Linked DNA regions of Homo sapiens: region 1 is linked to region 2. A link is an interaction called in ENCODE POLR2A ChIA-PET data of the cell type or tissue named here. Cell type or tissue: IMR-90. All regions are shown on one strand. Links, peaks and the distances in the headings refer to the core of each region. The heading gives the core; the rest is flanking DNA. Region 1 has its middle 49 kb from the start of NDUFS5. Region 2 overlaps AKIRIN1 (akirin 1).

Region 1 (8,334 bases), core at 27-8,026, 75 kb before region 2:
GCAGGCACTGTTTCATATTAAGGGCAAGCAACCACCATTTACAAAACTCCTACTAAGTGCTAGGCAATGTCCTGGGCGTTTTGTGTATATTATCTCATTAAGTCTTCCCAAAAACCCTGTACAGTAGTTACCTTTATTATTCTCATTTTACAAATAAGGAAACAGAGACTTCAAGAGGTTAAATGACTTGCTGAAGTCCACAAAGCAAACTAGTGTTGGAGCTGGGGTTCTCATCCAAGCCTGTCTCCAAATCTCATGCTTTAACCACTGCTCTCTACTGTCTGAAGCGAAGGCAAAGAATCTAGGTCCTATGACTCAGCCAAGGGTTCTTTTCCTTAGACCACAGGTACCTCTGGGGCTTCCGGAGAAAGATCAGGAGACCACAGTTGTAACCTGCCTAAGTGCAGGTCCCTCTGTGGGATATCTTCTCCACAGAAGCCTGCAGAGGCCTCAGCACCAGAGAATTCTACAGCCTGATTCTAAAGTCCCTATGGGACAATAGAATACTATTCAGCCTTTAAAAAGAAGAAAATCCTGGCTGGGTGTGGTGGCTCACACCTGTAATCCCAACACTTTGGGAGGCCAAGGTGGGAGAATTGCTTGAGGCCAGGAGTTTGAGACCAGCCTGGGCAACATGGGGAGACCCCAACTGTACAAAAAAATAAAAAATAAAAATAAATTAGCTGGGCATAGTGGCTCCCACCTGTAGTCCTAACTACTCTGGAGGCTAAGACAAGAGGATCACTTGAGCCCAGGAGATTTTGAAGCTACAGTGCTACAGTGAGTTGTGATCAAGCCACTGTACTCCAGCCTGGGCAAGAGCAAGACACTGTCTCAAAAAAAAAAGAAAGAAAGAAAGAAAGAAAGAAAGAAATCCTGTCATTTGTGACAACATGGATTAACCTGGAGGACACTGTTAAGTGAAATAAGCCAGGCACAGAAAGATAAATACTGCCTAATCTCACTTACATGTGGAACCTAAAAATATTGAGCTCATAGAGGCAGAGAGTAGGCCGGGTGCGGTGTCTCAGACCTGTAATCCCAGCACTTTGGGTGGCAGAGATGGGCAGATCACCTGAGTTCAGGGGTTCGAGACCAGCCTGGTCAACATGGTGAAACCCCGTCTCTACTAAAAATACAAAAATTAGCTGGGTGTGGTGGCACACACCTGTAATCCCAGCTACTCAGTAGGCTGAGGCAGGAGAATCGCTTGAACCCGGGAGGCGGAGGTTGCAGTGAGCTGAGATCATGCCACTGCACTCCAGCCTGGGCGACAGAGCAAGACTCCATCTCAAAAAAAAAAAAAAATTAGCTGGGTGTGGTGGCATGTGCCTGTAATCCCAGCTACTCAGGAGGCTGACGCAGGAGAATCGCTTGAACCTGGGAGGCGGAGGTTGCAGTGAGCTGAGACCGTGCCACTGCACTCCAGCCTGGGCAACAAAGCGAGACTCCATCTCAAAAAAGGAAACAAACAAATAAATTTTAAAAATATGCCGGGCACGGTGGCTCATGCCTGTAATCCCAGCACTTTGGGAAGCCAAGGTGGGCTGATCACCTGAGGTCAGGAGTTCAAGACCAGCCTGACCAACATGGAGAAACCCCATGTCTACTAAAAATACAAAATTAGCCAGGCATGGTGGCGCATGCCTGTAATCCCAGCTACCCGGGAGGCTGAGGCAGGAGAATCGCTTGAACTGGGGAGGTGGAGGTTGCGGCGAGCCGAGATCGCGCAATTGCACTCCAGCCTGGGCAACAAGAGCTAAACTCTGCCTCAAAAAAATAAAAAATAAAATTTAAAAAATAAAAATAAAAAAGATCCTGTGAGGGGGGCTAGAAGGCACTAAGGCATGAAGCTGAAGAATCATTTTCAACTTAGAAATGAGTGTCGCTGGGCGCAGTGACTCACGCCTGTAATCCCAGCAGTTTGGGAGGCCGAGGCGGGCAGATCACCTGAGATCAGGAGTTTGAGACCAGCCTGGCCAACATGGTGAAACCCCATCTCTACTGAAAATACAAAAATTAGCTGGGGGGTGGTGGGTGCCTGTAATCCCAGCTACTCGGGAGGCTGAGGCAGGAGAATCGCTTGAACTCACTGCAGAGGTTGCAGTGAGCTGAGATTGCGCCATTGCACTCCAGCCTGGGCGACGAGCGAAACTCTGTCTTAGAAAATAAATAAATAAATAAATGAGTGTCAAGTCACAGTGGCTGATGCCTGTAATTCCACTGCTTTGTGAGGCTGAGGTGAGATGATCACTTGAGGCCTCCAGGAGCTTGAGACCACCTTGGGCAACACAGCAAGACCCTGTCTACAAATAAGAATAAGAAGAGGAAGAGGAAGAAAGAAGAAGAAGGAGAAGAAGAGAAGTAAGTGCCACAGTCCTTCCCTGGTGAGAGGGGAAGATGAATACCAAGGGAAGCCAAGCTGCATGCACAGGAAGAGTGTGGGGGGCCTGGGTGTGAAATTGAACCTCCACAGGGCCAGGTCCTGTGGGCAGGGTCTCAGCAGCCAGGGCCAGCTGGGAGGGCTCACGGAGGCTGTGCAGTCACCTGGGAAGCCAGAAGGCCCAGCTGCCCGGCTGAGAGGGCACCTAAGAAGTTCTCCTCTCCAACCTCAATGCCCTTCCCAAATCTGACCACCAGTCCTGTCCTAAATTATTCATGCTGTGAGTGGAGCTTCTGGAAGCTTCTGGATGTTGGACTTAGGACATTCAGCTGTGTCTTTCCAGGGCTGTTTCTCCAGCTCCAACAGTGCTACCCTGGGACTGAGCTGCTGGGGAGATTCGCCAAGCTTTTCGCCACTGGCAGCTGGCCAGTAACCTTGAGCTACTGGGCTTCGGTTCATTTCAGCAATCTTTTATTGAGGAATGCTATGTCCTGGGGAGAGTTCTGGGTTCTGTCGGGAACACAGAAGTGACTCCAATCAGGTCCTTGTCCTTGAGGATTCACAGGATGGTAGAGGTGCAGGCACTTAAAAATTATTTCCGTCCACAACATCCCACAGGTCTGATGAGTGCTCCCCACCACTCTATCTCATTTCAACTGCAGGCCACTACTCATTCCCTCCAGAAGCAAGTGGCCTTGGAACTTCATACGCCAAATGCCTGATAAGGTCCTCTTTGGGGCCTGAAGGGGCAACTTTTCACAAAAAGAACAACATCTAGCTTTGTACTGGTGATTCAAAAACGAATCAGACATGCCGGGCCAGGTGACTCATGCCTGTAATCCCAGCACTTTAGGAGTCCAAGGCAGGCGGATGAGGAGGTCAGGCGGATGAGGAGGTCAGGCGGATGAGGAGGTCAGGAGTTCGAGAACAGCCTGCCTAACATGGTGAAACCCCGTCTGTACAAAAAATACAAAAATGAGCCAGGCTTGCTGGCTCATGCCTGTAATCCCAGCACTTTGGGAGGCCGAGGCGGGCGGATCACGAGGCCAGGAGATCGAGACCATCCTGGCTAACAAGGTGAAACCCCGTCTCTACTAAAAATACAAAAAATTAGCCGGGCGTGGTGGCGGGTGCCTGTAGTCCCAGCTACTAGGGAGGCTGAGGCAGGAGAATGGCGTGAACCCAGGAGGCAGAGCTTGCAGTGAGCAGAGATCACGCCACTGCACTCCAGCCTGGGCGACAGTGTGAGACTCTGCCTCAAAAAAACAAAACAAAAATGAAAAAACATTAAACAAGGTAAGAAGAACCAGAAAATAAAAATACATGTAAAGAAAGTTATAAAAAGGTATTTTCCTGTGTGTGTGGCAAGAAAGCTTAAAGAGAAATAATTTTATATGAGGAAAAATATGGTAAATTTTAGTCCTAAAATAAAATGACTGGTTGTTTGAGAAGGCGGGATGAGCTGGGCGCGGTGGCTCACACCTGTAATCCCAGCACTTTGGGAGGCCGAGGCAGGTTGATCACCTGAGGTCAGGAGTTTGAGACCAGCCTGTCCAAAATGGTGAAACGCCATCTCTACTAAAAATACAAAAATTAGCCGTGCGTGGTGGCACATGCCTGTAATTCCAGCTACTTGGAGGCTGAGGCAGAAGAATCGCTTGAACCTGGGTGGTGGAGGTTGCAGTGAGCTGAGATCGTACCACTGCACTCCAGCCTGGGTGACACAGCAGTATTCCATCTCAAAAAAAAAAAAAAAGAAGAAGATGGGATGTTCAGGACAAACCAGAAAGACCAAATATTATTATTATGTTTTGGTTTGCTTAGGAAAAAAAACTTAGATAAAATAAAAAATTTTTAATATTAAGGTTATTACATCCATGTGTCTTCCTGTATGTACTTTTAAAGTCCTTGTGACAGGCCAGGCATGGTGGCTCATGCCTGCAATCCCAGCACTTTGGGAGGCTGAGGAAGGTGGATCACCTGAGGTCAAGAGTTCGAGACTAGCCTGGCCAACCTGGTGAAACCCCGTCTCTACTAAAAATACAAAAATTAGCCGGGCGTGGTGGTGGGCGCCTGTAATCCCAGCTACTCGGGAGGCTGAAGCAGGATAATCGCTTGAACCCAGGAGGCAGAGGTTGCAGTGAGCCAAGATTGTGCCACTGCACTCCAGCCTGGGTTACAGGAGCGAAACTCCATCTTAAAAAAAAAAGTCCTTGTGACATTGAATTAAAGGGCTTTGACTCCTGTATCTAAAAAGGACACCAAGTCCTGCTGAATCTTAAGCACTGACAGCAATTAAAGCCTTATCTTCCCCGGGAACGGTGGCTCACGCCTGTAATCTCAGCACTTTGGGAGGCCAAGGCAGGCAGATCACCTGAGGTCGGGAGTTTGAGACAAGCCTGACCAACATGGAGAAACCTCGTCTCTACTGAAAATACAAAATTAGCCGGGCGTGGTGTGACATGCCTGTAATCCCAGCTACTCAGGAGACTGAGGCAGGATAATCACTTGAACCCAGGAGGCGGAGGTTGCAGTGAGCAGAGATCTCGTCATTGCAATCCAGCCTGGGCAGCAAGAGGGAAACTCTGTCTCAAAAAAAAAAAAAGGCCTCAGCTTCAGGCCCTGTAGAAGATGCCCATCAAAATAAACTGCATTTTTGAGACACAGGGCCAGAAATTAAAGCTATTTCAACTCCTCAAGGCCCAGGGAGAAGTGATTGTAAGATTGTAAGGGTTAATTTTGAAAGATAAAATAAGTTCAGTTTCTCTATAAATCCTTAATGTCAAAAGGCATACTAATGCAAGACCAGCATATGGGCCCCTGTGTCAGATTAACAAAGTTTTCTTTTTTTTTTTTTTTTTGAGACGGAGTCTCACTCTGTCTCCCAGGCTGGAGTGCAGTGGCGCTATCTCAGCTCACTGCAAGCTCCGCCTCCTAGGTTCACACCATTCTCCTGCCTCAGGCTCCGGAGTAGCTGGGATTACAAGCGCCCGCCACCACGCCCGGATAATTTTTTTGTATTTTCAGTAAAGACGGGGTTTCACTGTGTTAGCCAGCATGGTCTTGATTTCCTGACCTTGTGATCCGCCCGCCTCCGCCTTCCAAAGTGCTAGGATTACAGGCGTGAGCCACCGCGCCCGGCCCAGATTAACAAGGTTTTCTTGAAGCATTAACCAACTCCTTAATAAAGGTTATAAAAGGATTATGGAAGCTATATCTTATGGTCAAGATTAAAATTTAATAGAATGTTTATAAGATTTTGAAAAACAAATTTAATTGGCTTCACGCTGTTTTTATTAGCGCTTATTGTTTGGAAAATTAAGTCTCCTCTCTTAAAGAATAAAGATTCTTGGCTTTTTTTGAAATCCATGAGTTATCACTTTGGTTAAATGAATGACTTATTTTACAATGACCTGTGTTTCTATTTTGTGATATCAAGTGTTTAAAACCTTTGATATTTGACAAACTTCTCAAAATCAAATGATGAATTATGTCTTTTTCTGACCTAAATAAATCCTTTAAGACATTAGGTTCCCTAAAGTCCAAAAAATAACATAATTTGACTTATTTGGTACAAAATTTATACAGGAAGCATTGTCAAATATGAAATGGTATTGGTTTTTCTTTGGGCTGTATTTGTACAAATATGTTATTGGCATGTGTTCCAAAATTATGGGAAGCTCCTATAATTCTGATATAACTTAGTGTATATTATCAGTAATAATCATAATTGTTATGTTAAAATTATTGTGTGCCACAGAGGTAACAAATTTCCTTTTTCTTTTTTCTTTTTGAGATGGAGTCTTGCTCTGTCGCCAGGCTGGAGCTCAATGGCATGATCTTGGCTCGCTTCAACCTCCGCCTCTCAGGTTCAAGTGATTCTCCTGCCTCAGCCTCCCAAGGAGCTAAGACTACAGGTCCACGACACCAGGCCCAGCTAATTTTTTTTTTTTTAGATGGAGTCTCGCTCTGTCGCCCAGGCTAGAGTGCCGTGGCGCGATCTCGGCTCACTGCCAGCTGGGCCTCCTGGGTTCACGTCATTCTCCTGCCTCAGCCTCTCGAGTAGCTGGGACTACAGGTGCCCGCCACCACACCCAGCTAATTTTTTTTTATTTTTAGTAGAGATGGGGTTTCACTGTGTTAGCCAGGATGGTCTTGATCTCCTGACCTCGCGATCCACCCGCCTCGGCCTCCCAAAGTGCTAGGATTACAGGTGTGAGCCACCACGCCCAGCCAGGCCCAGCTAATTTTTGTATTTTTAGTACAGATGGGGTTTCACCATGTTTGCAGGATGGCTCAAACTCTTGACCTCATGATCTGCCTGCCTTGGCCTCCCAAAGTGCTGGGATTACAGGTGTGAGACACCACGACCGGCCTTTTTTTGTTGTTTTTTTCTTTTTTTTGAGATGGAGTCTTGCTCTGTCACCTAGGCTGGAGTGTGGTGGCGCGATCTCGGCTCACTGCAACCTCCACTTCTTGGGTTCAAGCAATTTTCCTGCCTCAGCCTCCTGAGTAGCTGGGATTACAGGCATGTGCCACCACACCCAGCTAATTTTGTATTTTTAGTGGAGAGGGGGTTTCTCCATGTTGGTCAGGCTGGTCTTGAACTCCCAACCTCAGGTGATCCACCAGCCTCAGCCTCCCAAAATGCTGGGATTAGAGGTGTGAGCCACTGCACCCAGCCTATTTTTTGTATTTTTTTAGTAGAGACGGGGTTTCACCATGCTGAACAGGCTGATCTTGAACTCCTGTCATCCTCCTGCCTTGGCCTCCCAAAGTGCTGGGATTACAGATGTGAGCCACTGCACCTGGCCAATTTTTGTATTTTTAGTAGAGATGGGGTTTCACCATGTTGTCCAGGCTGGTCTCGAACTCCTGACCTCAGGTGACCCACCTGCCTTGGCTTCCCACAGTGCTGGGATTACAGGTTTGAGCCACCTCCCCATCCCCCAACAAATTTCCTTTTCAATTGTGTTTTTGACTATGGCTGTCCTAGAACTTTTTGTCATCCACAGACAATTGTCTTGTTTTGGTTCTCTTTAGAAGGTGGCTTTATAATCAAAAACTCTTAACAGGTGCTCCTGGATGCAGGCTTCTGATAACTTTGGAGATTGTGACATCAGAATAGAGGAAAAACTTTCAGGACTCATGGAGAGCTAAAATGTTGATGAGTATCAAGCAGAACAGAAATTAACTGCATGGACTGAACTAATCTTTTGACTTTTGACTTAAAATGTTGCTGATCCTTTGTTTTGTTTTTCAGAGTCTTAAAACTTTTTTCTTGAGCTATTGATAGGTTTTAACAATTTAGTATACTCCCATGAACAAAATTTGGAGAATATTTGTTTCTCTCTACCTGATTTCTCCAGAATTTAGAAAGTATTTGTGAGTATTCTTAACTTATGGCAATACAGTTATTTGCATAAATGCAATAAGAATCTGTTTTCATTTGTAACAGGACACTATTGGAGAAACTGGTTATTTTAACCAAGGCTTTGACTGGAATGGTCTGCTTTCCTTTAAGGAATAAAACTTGACTTATGGACCCAATAAAGCCGTTGGAAAAACTGGCCTCATATTTTGTGTACACAGTTCATGTACAGGGTTTCTGACCTGTGGTAAGTAAAGAGTGTCACTTTCTAACAGGCACAGAAGCCCCAGGTTCATCTTGGAACCTCAAGGGGAGAGAAAATTCACCCAACTCATAGATATTTGATGGCACAAATCCATGGCCAGTATCAGCTTTAAAAAAAGTCTTATCTGGGATTCCTTCTATGGACAAAGTTCCATCAAAGCCAATTTAAAGCCTATGTAAAAAAATAATTATTCTTAGCCAGGCGTCGTGGCTCACGCCTGTAATCCCAGCACTTTGGGAGGCCGAGTCAGGCGGATTACGAGGTCAAGAGATCAAGACTATCCAGGCCAACATGGTGAAACCCCATCTCTATTAT
Region 2 (8,334 bases), core at 141-8,140:
ATCAAAAAAAAATTTTTGCACAATACAAATAATAACTTAAAATACACATACACACATATACACACACTCTCACACGCACTTCTTACAGAACTGTGCTTGGGGAAACTCCATTTGTTGAATGCCACTGAAGGCATATTTTGCTAAACTGCTGCTCCAGGTATTTTTGTTTGGAAAATCTATCACAGTAGGGCACAGCTGTTTATTGGATGAGCAGAAAAGAAAGATATGCTTGTGGCAACCAGAAAGTTTTACGGTCTTTCAAGTTGTATAAAATGGACCTGCAGAAACGTTTAAGTGTTCTCAGGATGCAAAGTTGGAGCTGAAATGTGACATCAAACCAGTTGCAAAAAGTGTACAGCAGCCATCTCTTGAGGTCAAACCTGGTACCCAGATATGTGACAAAGCTTCATGACACATCTGTAAATTAAGAATAAAAAACAAAAAGGGTAAGAATACTAAAAACTGTAGTGTCATGCTTTAAAAATTTTCACTAACAGTAAATGTGAGAAATAGCATGAACGATGACTCACCACTTAAAAGATACTAAAGATCAAGAATTTAAGGAACCTGACTGAAATTCAGTTAGATATACAACTGTTAATATTTTATGCTTTGAATATCTGGTAGTTGCAAATTATTTAGAATAAGAAATCCTGACCACACTTGATAAACTAACTTAAGGAATCAACTTTCATAAATTAACAACTGAAACTATCTTTCTGGAGAAAAGACAGGTAACAAATTGGTGCTCAAGTCAGACTACCTAGATTTTAATCCTAGCTGAACCACTAGCTGTATAAGCTTGGGCAAATTATTTAACCTCTTTAAATGCTATCTTTACCAGTAAAATGGAGCTAATAATAGTACTCCCTCATAGGGTCACTGTGAGGCTTATATAAGCTTTGGTGTGGATTTAATACTCTTAGCATAGTGCTGGGCACATTTTACTTCACAGGGACTTTTTACTCTGAGGAGAGAAGTTTCAGTGTAGAAATTTTGCTCTTGAAACTTAGAAAATTCAAAGAAAATGTGGCAATACTTACAGCTTGTTGGCCTTGTCCCATACCGTCGCATAATCTGATCATGTGTGAATTTCACAAAAGATTCATATTGTTCTGTGAGAAGACAGTACATACTTATCCTCAGCAACTCTCCCTCAATTTTTAAGAATCAAGCGTCAGGATCACAAATAGCTTCCCAGTTTGAATTCTTCACCCTCTCAGGCCCTCTTTATAAAGGTCCTTGTATTAAAGTCCAGTGACCTTATATAAAGGTCACTGAGATCTGTTCCTCTTAGAACCCAGAGCCAAATCCTTGGCTTCTAGAATGGGTCACTGATGGTATATAATGGTATTTTCCTGATAACCTCTCCCCCGTGACATAACTCTATCTCCTATTAATAGCTCACTACCATAGCCAGGAAATTTCAGCCCATCTCCCATGGGACATGAATCTTTGAAACTCTTTCCTTGTTATAAATTTCAACACACATTGAGTGAAAAACATGAGTGGAAGAAGTGTGGGATGGCTAGAAAGCTAAGTGAAAATCTATACCATCTAACTGCAAACAGTTCCACAGAAGTACCACCTTTTAAGGGGAAACTGAGTAGAAAGGAAGAAGGTAGCCTGACATCTGTGAACAAAGAAGTGACTCAGAACCAGCTGACTGAAACAGTATTATGGTGGGAGTGGGAGAGGGAATGATATATTAGAGCTTCTTCTTTTTTTTTTTGAGATGGAGTCTCACTCTGTCACCCAGGCTGGAGTGCAGTGGCGCAACCTTGGCTCACTGCAACCTCTGCCTCCCCGATTCACGCCATTCTCCTGCCTCAGCCTCCCGAGTAGCTGGGACTACAGGTGCTCACCACCATGCCCGGCTAATTTTTTGTATTTTTAGTAGAGACGGGGTTTCACCGTGTTAGCCAGCATGGTCTCGATCTCCTGACCTTGTAATCTGCCCGCCTCGGCCTCCCAAAGTGCTGGGATTACAGGCGTGAGCCACTGCGCCCGGCCTAGACCTTCTTCTTATAATACATATTAAAGGATCAAAGTAGTTCTACTATAAAGGAACTCATTTAACTTTGCTTAACCCAACAGCTCCCAATGTAAAACAGATCTATTAATATTCTGAGGAACCACGTTGTATGGGTCACCAGACTAGGAAACAATAGTGTTACAGGAAAAAGTTGTGCTTCTTCACTCTCTGATGATTACACAGCAGCAAAGCATGAAAGCTGCCCATAAATTTCTTAATTACTCACACTGTCACCCTAAGCAACAGATCTTGACCTATATCCCATAGGGTACAGCTGAGGACTTTAATCAGAAAAGGAGTATGATGAGATTTGTGCTTGACATAGAGTACTGTGGTTTAATGTGGAATATTATCCACTTTCACTAAACAGGTACTATTTCCTATTTCTGATTCAGATCTCTTTCTTTCACAAAAGGCTTTAATTGTTGCCATCATTAATCACTATCTTTGTTCTAACCTGCCCTAGCCTTGCTTTTACTCTACTGTTCCTCCCAAATCACACCCAACTCGCCACATCCATAACTATGACTTCTTAACTAGGAAGTTTGAATATGTTACTGAACTCTTCCACAACACCTGTTGAGAGTTTAGTACAGTATCACAACCATCTGTTTACCAGCCAGCTAGCCCAAATGGCCTACTCAATGCCTTCATTGATATGGAAAATTCTTGCAAGAGCTTGGTTTGTTTCTTTTCAGAAATGCAAATGAAAAATCCCTCCCACTGGGCAAGGTGTGTAGCACTCCTGTAATGCCAGCACTCTGGGAAGCTGAGGTGGAGTACTTCTTGAGGCCTGGAGCTGGAGACTCCTAGAGCTGGGCTCACAGCAAAACCTTGCCTCTATTTAAAAAACAAAGTCTTGGCCAGGCGCGGTGGCTCACGCCTGTAATCCAAGCATTTTGGGAGGTCAAGGTGGGCGGATCACCTGAGGTCAGGAGTTTGAGACCAGCCTGACAAACATGGAGAAGCCCCCTCTCTGCTAAAAATACAAAAAAATTAGCCAGGCATGGTGGCGCATGCCTGTAATCCCAGCTACTCTGGAGGCTGAGGCAGGAGAATCGTTAGAACCTGGCAGGCGGAGGTTGTGGTGTCAGCCTGGAAAATAAGAGCAAAACTCTGTCCCAAAAAAAAAAAAAAAAAAAAGTCCTTCCATATAATGTATAAATGATGTGTTTACAATCACCAAAGAGTAACTTCCATACCCGCAACTCAATAAACTCCCTTGCATGAGGTCCTACTCTCTTTTTCTAAGTTATTTAACTGGTGTTAATTTTTAACTGAACCCTGTTAATGACAATGGCAGTCACTGCCTGGGCCTACCTGCTAGTTTGGTATTGAGGATTTGCTCATACTCCTCCCGAATTTTATCTTCATAGTCTTTTAAGAGGCGCTCACATATTATGCCAACTTGTCGGAGGGTAAATGTGGGCTGGTCCTTCTTCATCCATGAGGAACCTGGCCAAAAGAAAAAGTGAGTTTGGGCCAGGTGCGGTGGTTCACACCTATAATCCCAGCACTTTGGGAGGCCAAGGCAGGCGGATCATCTGAGGTGGAGACCAGCCTGACAACGTGGAGAAACCCAGTCTCTACTAAAAATACAAAATTAGCTGGGCGTGGTAGGGCATGCCCATTATCCCAGCTACTCGGGAGGCTGAGGCAGAAGAATTGCTTGAACCCGAGAGGTGGCGGTTGCAGTGAGTCAAGATTGTGCCACTGCACTCCAGCCTGGGCAACAAGAGTAAAACGCCATCTCAAAAAAAAAAGAAAAAAGAAAAAAAGGCCGGGCGCAGTGGCCATGCCTGTAATCCCAGCACTCTGGGAGGTCGAGGTGGGCGGATCACCTGAGGTTGGGAGTTCGGGACCAGCCTGACCAACATGGAGAAACCCCTGTCTCTACTTAAAATACAAAAAATTAGCTGGACGTGGTGATGGGCACCTGTAATTCCAGCTACTTGGGAGGCTGAGAAAGGAGAATCGCTTGAACCTGAGAGGCGGAGATTGCAGTGAGCCGAGATCACACAACTGCATGCACTCCAAACGGGGCAACAAGAGCAAAACGGACTCAAAAAAAAAAAAAAAAAGAAAAAGAAAAAAAAGGTTCTCCTAATCAGGTTCACTCACAGAAGATTTGAATTCAGTACAGAGATAAGTCACAGGGATAAGCTTCTACCAGCCTGGTTCTGGAGCTGGCAAGTGAACAAATCCCACAAGTGGCTTTCTGATCATGATAAAAGCAGCAGCCCTGGCCAGGCATGGTGGCTCTCGCCTGTAATCCCAGCACTTTGGAGGCCAAGACGGGTTGATCACTTGAGGTCAGGAGTTCGAGACCAGCCCGGCCAACATGGTGAAATCCCGCCTCTACTAAAAATACAAAAAAATAGCTGGGTATGCTGGTGGGCGCCTGTAGTCCCAGCTACTCGGGAGGCTGAGACAGAAGAATTGCTTGAACCTGGGAGGTGAAGGTTCCAGTGAGCTGAGATGACGCCACTGCACTCCAGCCTGGGCGACAGAGCAAATCTCAAGAAAAACCCAAAAAAACAAAAAACAAAAAACAAAAACAAAAAAACAAAACAAAACAAAAAAACATGGGCAGCAGCCCTGTTCTCAGGTGTTCCTCAAAGCTCAGGCTAAAATCTGTTTCTTTGGCCATTTGTTAGCCAGTAAGCCATTTAACACACTGAAACAATTTTTTGCTTAAACTAACTCAAGGATATTTTTTTCTCTACAAATAAAATCTAACCAAAACATCTCACTAGTCATTATTTGTAACTGTTTTGTTAACCATAACATATCCCATTACTTTAAAATTATATTACTGAAATCTCAAGAGAATAGTGCTAGTTGTAACCACTGACAGGTTTATCATGTATGTGCAAGAGCAATCAGAAAGGGTGCAGTTCCAGAGCCAGGAACTCTGGATTAAAAAATAATAATTTGTTGAGGTAAAAGTCACGTAACATAAAAGTAATCACTTTAAAGCAAACAAGTCAGTGGCATTTAGCATAATCAAAATGTTACACTACTACCACCACTTCTAGTTCCAGAACACTTCCATCACTACAAAAACTAAAACCCCTTACCCATCAAGCAATATCTCCTCATTCTCCCCTAACCCTAATTCCGGGCAAACCCCAGTTTATATTTTGTAAGGAGACATTTTTTAACCAAGGTAACTTTTAACCTTTAGAACTGTTAAGTAGAATACTTTGTGAGGAAATAAGACTCTTCTACTGTTAAAGGAGACAGATTTCACCACCACTGGAGATGGTCAAACACTGGGCTGTTGAACCCCAACAGGAGGCAATATGGCAGGCAAAACTGAGTCACTACATGACCATGAAGACTGTCTCCAACCTTGAGATTCTATTTTTTAGCACATCCTCTTTGACCATTTGTCAATAATGAGCAGCCCCTGTTGAACAGAGCTTTCTGCAATTATGGAAATATCTCGTAACTGCATGTACAATACAACAGCCATATGTGGCTAATGAGTACCTGAAATGTGACTACTGAACCTGAGGAACAGAATTTTAAAAAAACTTTTTTTTTTTTTGAGACAGAGACTCACTCTGTCACCCAGGCTGGAGTACAATGGTGTCATCTCAGCTCACTGCAACCTCAGCCTCCCGAGTAGCTGGGATTACAGCTGCGAGCCACCATGCCTGGCTAATTTTTTTGTATTTTTAGTAGAGATGAGGTTTTGCCATGTTGGCCAGGCCGGTCTTGAACTCTTGACCTCAGGAGATCCGCCTGCCTCAGCCTCCCAAAGTGCTAGGATTACAGGCATGAGCCACCTCAGCCGGCCAAAATTTTATCTAATTTTAATTAGTTTAAAATTAAATAGCCCACATGTGGCTATTTATTGCACCCTGGCTACAATATTACACATTGCAGTTATACAGGAAGATATTCTTGTATTGGGTGGATGGAAGCACATCAAATCAATGTGAGGTTTCTTCCAATTTCATGACTGTATAGTTTTAAAAATATCTGTAAATATTAATACATCCCCGTTAGCAATTCTATTACATTAGAGGAGGCCAATTCTAGATTCATCATTATAAGTACCATTTACAAACTCTTAATGCGAATTTTGCAGATCAAAGTGGGCTTACCTGGAGAGCTAGGTGCTGTGAGTGCTGAGGAGTGAGGTTGACTTTCCGAAGCACAAGCTTCACTCTGATTAAGAACAACTTCTAAATGTCTCCACCTCTGATAACGACTATATTCTTGTTTTATGTTCTGAAAAATTTGCTCTAATAAAAAAGAAACAAACTTGAGCTTTCACTTTATTGTCTCATTTCTTCAAACTTTCTTCAGAAGTGGGAAGAGACAAAGATCTTCTGACTAGACTTTAGATACTCCCTTTGGCATGTAGGTCTCAATCTCCCCCTCCCCCGACATAAACAAGCAAAACGTTTATACCGTACCAAGCACTCCCCAGTGGCTTCAAAGACAGTATGTTCTTATTGCCACTATTTCAACAATGCATAAAAGAATAGCTACTTTGGCATAAACCAGACAGAGTTCCCTTTACTTGTTTTCCTGTGGCAAAGAACACAAGATCTGCAGTTAGCTGGATGGTTAACTAGTACAATTTACAGTAAAAGAAACCTCTGTTTACCTAACAGGGATTATTTTTTAATCTCCTTTAAATTTCGCAATTTCACAACCTAGGGTATTAAGGGGTGAGTCTCATACTGCCCAAGACCTTCTAACAAGGAAGCTCTTGTCCCATATGGGACTTTAAAAAAGCATCTTTGGAGCTGGAAGTGGTGGCTCCAAAGCTGGGTGTAATCCCAGCTACTCTGCAGGGGGAGGCGGGAGGATCCCTTGAGCCCAGGAGACTAGCCTGAACAACACAGCAAAATCTCGTCTCAAAAAAAAACCACAAGGGAGCCTGGGTGATTTATCTAAAAAACAAATCAAAATAAACTTTGGGAAAGGGGGCAGCAGAAACCATTATGTTTACAGTGTGGACATCGACCAAGGAAAGAACTGAGATTTAATGCCTAGAAGTGATGGTCAGGGCTTAGAAAATAATTTTCTGATCCTAAGAGGCAACTCAGTGTGTGGGGAGATTATAAGTCAAGGTAATCACAAAGCAAATTTGCTAACACTATTAAAGGGAGCCCAGGAAACACAAATTACTAACCACCTTGAAATACACTCCTAGAAACAACAAAGAATCTAAAAGGATGTGGTTTTCAAGTTCTTTGTTTGTACCTACTAATTTAAAAAAAGAGATACCTGTATCCATCTCAAACAACTCAAATTATTCTAGTGTATACTTTGCTATAACCACCTTTTTTTTTTTAATGGTGGGAGGTATTAACAATGCCACTTTGCTTCTTACTAGCTGTGTGACTATAACCTTGAGAAGTTATTCAGGATCTTTACTTCTTCAATGTAAACATTAAATACCTACCTGATAAGGTTGTAAAAATAAAAACTAAAGGTAACAATAATGTCATAACAAGTGACAGTACAGTCCAGGAACTGACATGAATTCAAGTGGTTCCACACATAGTCAAAGTCCCTAACTTTCAGCCTAAATACTAGAACAATGTAGGAGATGCTTTAAGAGTGTTATGGGCCAGCTGGGTATGGTGGCTTATGCCTGTAATCCCAGCACTTTGGGAGGCTGAGGCAGGCAGATCACAAGGTCATGAAATCGAGACTATCTTGGCTAACATGGTGAAACACCGTCTCTACTAAAAATAAAAAAATTTAGCCAGGCGTGGTGGCACGTGCCTGTAGTCCCAGCTACTCAGGAAGCTGAGGCAGGAGAATCTCTTGAACCGGGGAGGTGGAGGTTGCACTGAGCCGAGATTGTGCCACTGCACTCCAGCCTGGGAAACACAATCAAGACTCTGCCTCAAAAAAAAAATAGAAAAACAAAACAAAAAAACAAGAGTGCTATGGGCCAGGCACTGTGGCTCATGCCTGTAATCCAGCACTTTGGAAGGCCAAGGTGGGAGGATCACTTGAGGCCAGCCTGGGCAACATAACGAGACCCAGTATTAAAAAAAAGAAAAAAAGCCTGTACATGGTGGCTCACGCCTGTAATCCCAGCACTTTGGGAGGCCTAGGCAGGTGGATCACCTGAGGTTCGAGACCAGCCTGACCAACATGGCGAAACCATCTCTACTAAAAATACAAAAATTAGCTGGGCATGGTGGTGCGCACCTGTAATCCCAGCTACTTGGGAGGCTGAGGCAGGAGAATTGCTTCAACCCAGGAGGTGGAGATTGCAGTGAGCCGAGATCACCCCATTGGACTCCAGCCTGGGCAACAGA

What was found. Peaks named below come from ENCODE experiments on the same cell type or tissue, not always from the same donor. Only the 100,000 strongest peaks of a DNase experiment are listed, where the experiment ranks them.
Region 1: POLR2A ChIA-PET joins it to region 2 with 6 read pairs; 6 of 35 experiments call an interaction of 5 or more read pairs at or near these places.

What each region holds. Positions count from the first base shown.
Region 1 is chr1:39,071,145-39,079,478 of GRCh38, reverse strand. No RefSeq gene overlaps it. Among named protein-coding and RNA genes, the nearest start is that of NDUFS5, 49 kb to the right of the region's middle. In IMR-90, for the core only: no CTCF peak of the experiment used is centred there; a DNase peak (open chromatin) is centred at 3,208.
Region 2 is chr1:38,996,128-39,004,461 of GRCh38, reverse strand. It overlaps AKIRIN1 (akirin 1), which reads right to left. Exons shown (of 5, transcript NM_024595.3): 2 at 6,151-6,291; 3 at 3,356-3,490; 4 at 1,044-1,115; 5 at 1-417. The coding sequence ends at 407. Among named protein-coding and RNA genes, the nearest start is that of AKIRIN1, 9.0 kb to the right of the region's middle. RefSeq lists enhancers at 2,211-2,380, 3,248-4,153 and a silencer at 2,631-2,925. In IMR-90, for the core only: no CTCF peak of the experiment used is centred there; no DNase peak of the experiment used is centred there; H3K27ac peaks cover 550 bases.